Regions from separate parts of the Homo sapiens genome. Here region 1 is linked to region 2. A link is an interaction called in ENCODE POLR2A ChIA-PET data of the cell type or tissue named here. Cell type or tissue: MCF 10A. All regions are shown on one strand. Region 1 overlaps SPAST (spastin). Region 2 overlaps YIPF4 (Yip1 domain family member 4).

Region 1 (4,000 bases), 160 kb after region 2:
GCTGTATACAGCTGTATACTTATGCTATAAATACTTTTCTACATGTTAGTTATTCAATAAACAAGGTTAAACAATAATACAACATGTTAAGATACATATGTAACTGATTTTTTGTGGAAAATAATCTAGATATTTTAATAACACAAATGTTGTCCATGACTATGATGCAGTTCCTCCCAAAAGCTTTCTCAGGATAGATCATGAGACACAACATCTACATAATATTACACAATGCTGCTGCTTTTTTTTTTTGAGATGGAGTTTCACTTTTGTTGCCCAGGCTGGAGTGGAATGGCGCAATCTCGGCTCACCGCAACCTCCGCCTCCTGGGCTCAAGTGATTCTCCTGCCTCAGCCTCCCGAGTAGCTGGGATTACAGGCATGTGCCACAATGCCCAGCTCATCTTTTGTATTTTTAGTAGAGATTTAGTATTTAGTATTTAGTAGAGATTTGTATTTAGTAGAGAAACATGGGGTTTCTCCATGTTAATCAGGCTGGTCTCAAACTCCTGACCTGCCCACCTCGGCCTCCCAAAGTGCTGGGATCACAGGTGTGAGCCACTGCGCCTGGCACAATGCTTCCTTTTTAAGTCTTCAAAGTCAGGTCACATCTGAGGTAAAATATTCAGTTCTTATCTAGGCATACTGACAAACTGGCATGAGACCATAGAAAGACAACTAAAATAGTAACTATTCTGGGGACTGGAGGGAAGCAGATATAACATTAAGTTCCTATATATTTGAAAGGCTGTCTCATAAAAAAAAAAAAAGATTGAGTTTTGTTAAATCAAGTATGTAAAAATTAGAAAAAGCAGATTTCAGTTAGACATAAGGAAAAAATTGTATTAGATAGAACTGACAAAATGATAGACTAGACATTTCAATTTTCTTTTTCTTTTCTTTTTTTGAGATGGGATCTCACTCTGCCACCCAGGCTGGAGTACAGTGGCATGATCTCTCGGCTCACAGCAAACTCCACCTCCCAAGCTCAAGAAATCCTCCCACTTCAGTCTCCCAAGTGGCTGGGACCACAGGCACACGCCACCACGCCCGACTAATTTTTTGTATTTCTGGTAGAGACAGGGTTTCGCCATGTTGCCCAGCCTGGTCTTGAACTCCTGAGCTCAAGTGATCCACCTGCCTTGGCCTCCCAAAGTGCTGGGATTACAGGCATGAGCCACCACACCTAGCCTCAACTTTCTTAAAAGTAAACTTACTTCAAGATATTCAGGCAGTATCAGAATTGGGGGTTAAGATCATGAATGCTATGTTGTTTCTGAAAACATGAAGATGAAACAGTACTCTTGAAAAAAGTATGGATAAAAGAGAATGGTTGCTGTAGGCCGGGTGTGGTGGCTTACGCCTATAATCCAGCACTTTGGGAGGTAGATGCGGGCGGATCACAAGGTCAGGAGATCGAGACCATCCTGGCCAACATGGTGAAACCCCGTCTCTACTAAAATACAAAAATTAGCCAAGTGTCGTGGCGGGTGCCTGTAGTCCCAGCTACTCAGCAGGCTAAGGCAGGGGGATCACTTGAACCCGGGAGGCAGAGGCTGCAGTGAGCCGAGATCACGCCACTGCACTCCAGAGCAAGACTCCATCTCAAAAAAAAAAAAAAAAAAAAAGAGAATGGTTGCTGTAATATTTTTAATGAAAGGCCACACTCACTGGAGCTCAAATCCTAGTTTCCCACTTCCTGGTTATGAGATCCTGAGCAGATCACTGAATTCTGTAATTCCCTAATTAATAAAATAGAGCTATGAGAATAATATCTATACCTCATTATGATTACTCCACAAATATTTATTCAATACCTACTCACAGCCAACTACTGAAAATTGAAGTGAAGAACACATGGTGATAGTCTCTGCCCGCATGGAGACCATCTTCTAGTGGAGGTGACAGTGATATCAGATACAATTAAAATAATCCTATCAATGAATATGAATTGCAACTCCAGTGAGTATGAAAATGAGGTGCAAGTGGTGCTAGGAGAATAATAACGGGGAATAGTTTGGAGGGTCAGGGAAGGTTGTAACATTTCAACTGGTATCTGAAGAATAAGTACAAATTAACCAGGAGAAGATAGTGTTCCTGAGAAAGGAAACTCCATGAAGAGGAATCCCATGACAGGAAAAAGCATAATAATATTTGAAGAACTGCCTAAGGAAGAGGGAGTCTTAGCAAACAGACTTCAAAAACTATGGGTCCAACACCAAGGCTATCTCTATCATAGTGATGGAGGCTACTTTAGTCCAATGCCATAACAACTATGGTCAACATGTCAAGTTTGCTTTAACTCACTGCTCATTATACAACCTTACAAATAAGTTTCCCATACATGTCTATAGGTACAGGGAGAGAACATGCTGTTCATAGCAGCTAGACAATTCTGATCTCATGTCTGTTCCGAAGACATAGATCTGCTCTTGGTGTACTGATAAAATCAAGTTTCTCTCGCTGCAAAACTGTAGACAGTAAAATTATCCTTTGAGCCTCTCATGGAAAGAGGCTATCTGGATATCATGTGGTGATCACCTCTGGATTCACCTCTGGATTTTTTTTTTTTTTTTTTTTTGAGACAGAGTCTCACTCAGTTGCCCAGGCTGGAGTGCAGTGGTGCCATCTCGGCTCACTGCAACCTCTGCCTCCTGGGTTCGAGCAATTCTCGTGTCTCAGCCTCCCGAATAGCTGGGATTACAGGCGCACACCACCAAGTCTGGCTAATTTTTGTATTTTTAGTCGAGACGGGGTTTTGCAATGTTGGCCAGGCTGGTTTTGAACTCCTGACCTCAGGTGATCTGCCAGCCTTGGCTTCCCAAAGTGCTGGGATTACAGGCGTGAGCCACCACACCTGGCCTCACCTCTGGATTTCGGTGCAACAAATGCTGACACTTCAAACTTTTACAGGTAACATGTTCTTTCATCAGAGATTCACATTTCAGTTTAAGTATGTTTGCCAAAACACTTTCAACCATAAAAGTTTGTTTTGTTTTGTTTTTGAGACGTGGTCTTGCTCTGACGCCCAGGTTGGAATGCATTGGCATGATCGTGGCTCACTGCAACCTCAACCTCCTTGACTCAAGTGATCCTCCCACCTCAGCCTCCTGATTTGCTGGGACCACGTATTCGCTGGCATGTCCAGCTAAATTTTTTATTTTTTGTAGAGATGGGGGTCTCACTATGTTGCCCAGGGTGGTATTGAACTCCTGGCCTCAAGCAATCCTCCTGCCTCAGTCTCCCAAAGTACTGGGATTACAGGAGTTAGCCACCATGCCCCCCCTTGTTTTGTTTCTTTGAGACAGGGTCTCACACTGTCACTCAGGCTGGAGTGCAGTGGCATGATCACAGTTCACTGCAGCCTCAACCTCTCAGGCTCAAGAGATCCTCTCGCCTCAGCTTCCTGAGTAGCTGGGACTACAGGTGCATGCCACCACACCTGGCTCTATTTTTTATTTTTGGAAGAGATGGGGTTTCACCATGTTGCCTAGGCTGGTCTCCAACTTCTGGGCTCAGGTGATCTTCCTGCCTCAGCCTCCCAAAATGCTAGGATTATAGGCATGGGCCACTGTGCCCGGCCAATCATAAAGGTTTTGATAAAGGCAAGCAGAGACTAAGGTATCATTGGGAGGGGGAGGGGGCAACCAAGAGAAAGGGAGAGAGGGAGAAAGACAAAGCAGTGTAAGGTTTGACAGAAACTACTTCACAGTTTTGCAATGCACCAGTTATATTTACACACTAGTTCTGCACACCAGACAAATTACTCTCTTTAAGCACTGTAGTTATGCTTGCCCTACCCCAAAACTAGACTGAACACTTCTTTGAATAATACTATAGGGTCAGCAGAGGGTGAATGGAAAAAGAAAACAAAATTATAAACAATCAAAAGAAAGCAGGGAAAATCTACTGGCCAGGTGTGGTGGCTCACACTTGTAATTCCAGCACTTTGAGAGTCCGAGGCAGGAGGATTGCTTAAGCCCAGGAATTTGAAAGTAGCC
Region 2 (4,000 bases):
AAGAGATTTTGGAGTGGTAATCTTCTTGGAAATCTTAATTTGTCCGAACCTTAATTTCAACAGCTAGTACCTAAGAGCCCTGCTTTTTTAAATTGCATGATTACTTCAGATAGCTGACAGACCCAGGTAAGCTGGAGTAGACACACATGTGTGTGAGATACAGGATTACCATTCTTTTAATTTTTGTCTTTTAATTGGTTAAAAAATATTCTCTCATTATTATTTCAGTTTTTTAAATTACTAGTAAAATTGACAATCACTATAGCTTTTGACCAAAAAAGGTTAATGCTTTCTCTCTAAATAACAAGAAGAATATAATCATCCCACAGACTAGCTCAAAAAACAAAAAATATATATTATTATTTTTACATACAAGAGTGGCTTGTTATCTTCAGGATCATCATCTTCAACTTCCAGAAGCCAGCCATAACCTCTTTGTCTCAGAAATGTAGTAGCTGTAGATTCTTTGATAAAATCTCCACCAAGATTTAATTTGACATCTGGGGATGCTATTGAACCACTGAGATCTTAGGAGAAAAGAGGATAAAACTATATAAACTAAGGCACAACATGTGAATCTTAACCAAAGTGAGCAGATATTCAACTAAAATAATTATCATTTGAAGATCTCTAAGAACATCTGCTATTGCATATAATCTTCAAATTTTATAGTTGACAGACATCTAAAAACCATCATTTATTTTATAAGAATAAAATGAAAGATGAAAGAAGTGAAAAAACGTACAAAAGGTTTCACAGCTAATTAGCCAGACTGGTACCAGAATCTAGACTTAACAACAGTAATTCCTTAAAATTTCCATGGAAAATATATGCAAAATACATTACATGACATCATTTTGGATTCCTTCATTCTTACACATATCATGTGCCTCAGAACAAAGTAACTGAATAAATTCTTTTCAGAGGCATTACATATGTATATATACAAACTATTAGACAATTTATTTACTAAAGGAAATTCGTAGATAATTTTTCTCTACCTTTTCATGTATTTATTTATTCATATATTCTTTCATTTAAATCATCACATATCTATGCTAAGTGTTTCATATATTAATGCTTAATTCTTGATAAGTCTGATGAGTAAGAGTCCCCTGTTATTTCAGCCAAAACTTCCCTTTTCTTCACATAATTACATCATTCATCTTCAGTTTTGGCAAAAATAAATAAAGGCTATGTTTTCTTTTTGTTTTTATTTTTTAGGTCGGCTCTAACAAGAGGTGAAGAGATTCAGTTATCCACATTAAAAAATAAATTCCATGTAGAGTCTGCACAGTATCTCAGGGGTTACAGATAATCATGGTAGTACTAATGCCATCTTTGCTAGTTAAAAAATGGAAATAGTTAAGGATTTGCCTGAGGTCACATAGGGATTAAAAAGAAAAAGCACATTTGTAGGACCAGATAATATACATTAATAAACAACCATCAATACTGTCAGTGCAAGTCACATGATTATAGTATTATTTCAGAAAAATACTTTTGGAAACACCAAACCAGAACACTCTAACACAGATAGATACCTCTCTGGAGATCATGTCCAACCAATACCAAAGTTAGCTTCCTTAAAAAACAAAAAACCATTTTTCATATACAGTACAAAGAGCTTAATTTGCACAATACTCTATGAGTCACATCCTGGTCGGCTTATGACAACTCCTGCAATTAAGTTTGACAAATGTTTACATTCTGAAGCTAAGTCCCAGCTTAGCTACTAACTGATACAGCAAATCATTCATGTTTTCCGGGCCCTAGTTTCCTATTCAAAGTTCTTTCCAGGTTAAACATTATATAATTCTAAAAAGTTTTTATAAAGGCGCTCACTCAGAGATAAAATATAACCAGATTTGAATTCACCACTTAAAGTTCAAAAATAATCCCTGTACATGTTATCATATAATTGCATAGTGAAAATACTCTCTTATAAGTGCTTGCTACTTCTTTGTCTAAGTTGAAATGAGAGAGGTGGAATTTAAAAGTCTATTTCTAATAGATACAAAGAGTGTTATTTCTTCTTTTTTTTGTATCAGAGCCTCACTCTGTTGTCAGGCTGGAGTGCAGTGGTGTCATCTCGGCTCACCGCAACCTCTGTCTCCTAGGTTCAAGCCATTCTCCTGCCCCAGCCTCCTGAGTTGGGATTACAGGTGCACACAACCATGCCCGGCTAATTTTTATTTATTTATTTATTTATTGCTCTGTCTCCCAGGCTGGAGTGCAGTGGGGCAATCTCGGCTCACTGCAACCTCCACCTCCTGGGTTCAAGTAATTCTCCTGCCTCGGCCTCCTGAGTAGCTGAGATTACTGGCGTGTACCAGCATGCCTGGCTAATTTTTGTATTTTTAGTAGAGATGGGGTTTTGCCATGTTGGCCAGGCTGGTCTCGAACTCCTGACCTCAGATAATCTGCCCACCCTGGCCTTCCCCAAGTGCTGGGATTACAGGTGTGAGCCACCGCGCCAGGCCAAGAGTGTTTTTTCTTAACAAGAAGAAGATTTACATCCAGAAATCATTAGTACAGCAGTGACATTAGAGGTTTTGCAGTTATGAGGCTGGAAAGGACCTTAACAACTGTTTCCTGGTTTCTAGAAAGGACTGTACTTAAAGTCCTTAATCTAAACCAAAAAAGGATATATAAATTATAGTGCTAAGGAATGTTGTGCTCAAGAACTGTACATGTTTAGCAGTTTGTCATAGCGCAGATGCAAGAACCTCAAAAAGGCATCTTCAGCTTACAAATTTTCTAGTACTTTCTGTTCCATGTAAAGTAGAAAAAATATCAAGGACATATGTAGGAATGCCAACAATAGCAGTTTGACACCTCCCCCAGGACCCCCAAGACATAACTGTCAGTGAGAAAGAACAGGAAAGTCCAAAAAATTAGTAGTAGTTTAACATGTTATCAAGTTAACAAGTGGAGAATGATGTCAGAGAGCAAGAAAAACAATTAAAAATTACTCCAGGAGCATGGCTGATTTAATTTAAACCAGAGTAAGAACAAGCTAGCTTGGTTGTCAGCTCTTGGATAGACGTCCAGATAGTAAAACATGAATTTTAGGTTAATTCTTCCTTACTATACTATATATAAAATATTCTTGTCATTTCCTAAGTAAAAACAATGTAAAGGATAATAAATATAAAAGTGGATTTAAAAAGATACAATCTTTTAAAAAATCTATTGTAAAAGGAAATTTTAAAAATGTTTCTACAGCTGTTTTGGCTCAGAGTGAAGAGTATCAGTAAATTTCAAGTCTTACTGAAAGCCACCTTTGGAAAACCCACACAACAAAATTTAACAGGAATTTTTCTTCCCTTTCAACTCAAATGTATGACTGGGTATGGGGTCCTTTCTCTGAATCTTCTGCTCAGCCTGAGAATGTGAAAAATTCTCACAGTGCAGTGTGATAGTACACTGAAGATGAAATTTACTACTGATCTGCCCCTAGACAAGTTCCCGATTTCTGTGAAAGAAGAGTATCCTGCAATAAACAATGAACATTTTGTGGCACTTGACACATTCTTATATACGTAAAGAAGCTTTTCCTTATTTAATAAGCAACAAGAGCAAGGACAAAAATCATCTCGTTTCATCTCATCTCAGACTTGAAAATGAAGTCTATGTGTGCTTCAGTATGACCCAGAGTTGTGTATATGTGCCACAGAAACAAAAACAAGCATATGTTTTTGCACTAAAAGATATTAATAAATTTCATTATTTCATTTGAGTTATAAGGATACCATTTTATTTATTTTAGAGACAGACTCTCTTGTCCAGGCTGGAGTGCAGTGCCATGATCACAACTCACTGCAATCTCCACCTCCCAGGTTCAAGCGATTCAACTACCTCAGCCTCTCGAGTAGCTGGGATTACAGGCATGCACCACCATGCCCAGCTAAGTTTTGTATTTTTAGTAGAGATGGGGTTTCAACATGTTGGCCAGTCTGGTCCTGAACTCCTGGCCTCATGTAATACACCTGCCTTG

The links. ChIA-PET counts read pairs that join two places held together with the same protein. Peaks named below come from ENCODE experiments on the same cell type or tissue, not always from the same donor. Only the 100,000 strongest peaks of a DNase experiment are listed, where the experiment ranks them.
Region 1: POLR2A ChIA-PET joins it to region 2 with 5 read pairs; 2 of 35 experiments call an interaction of 5 or more read pairs at or near these places.

The regions. Positions count from the first base shown.
Region 1 is chr2:32,129,299-32,133,298 of GRCh38, reverse strand. The region is part of intron 9 of SPAST (spastin); the gene reads right to left. Among named protein-coding and RNA genes, the nearest start is that of SLC30A6-DT, 34 kb to the left of the region's middle. In MCF 10A, no CTCF peak of the experiment used is centred here; no DNase peak of the experiment used is centred here.
Region 2 is chr2:32,287,010-32,291,009 of GRCh38, reverse strand. It overlaps YIPF4 (Yip1 domain family member 4), which reads right to left. Exons shown (of 6, transcript NM_032312.4): 2 at 374-527. Among named protein-coding and RNA genes, the nearest start is that of YIPF4, 11 kb to the right of the region's middle. In MCF 10A, no CTCF peak of the experiment used is centred here; a DNase peak (open chromatin) is centred at 1,659.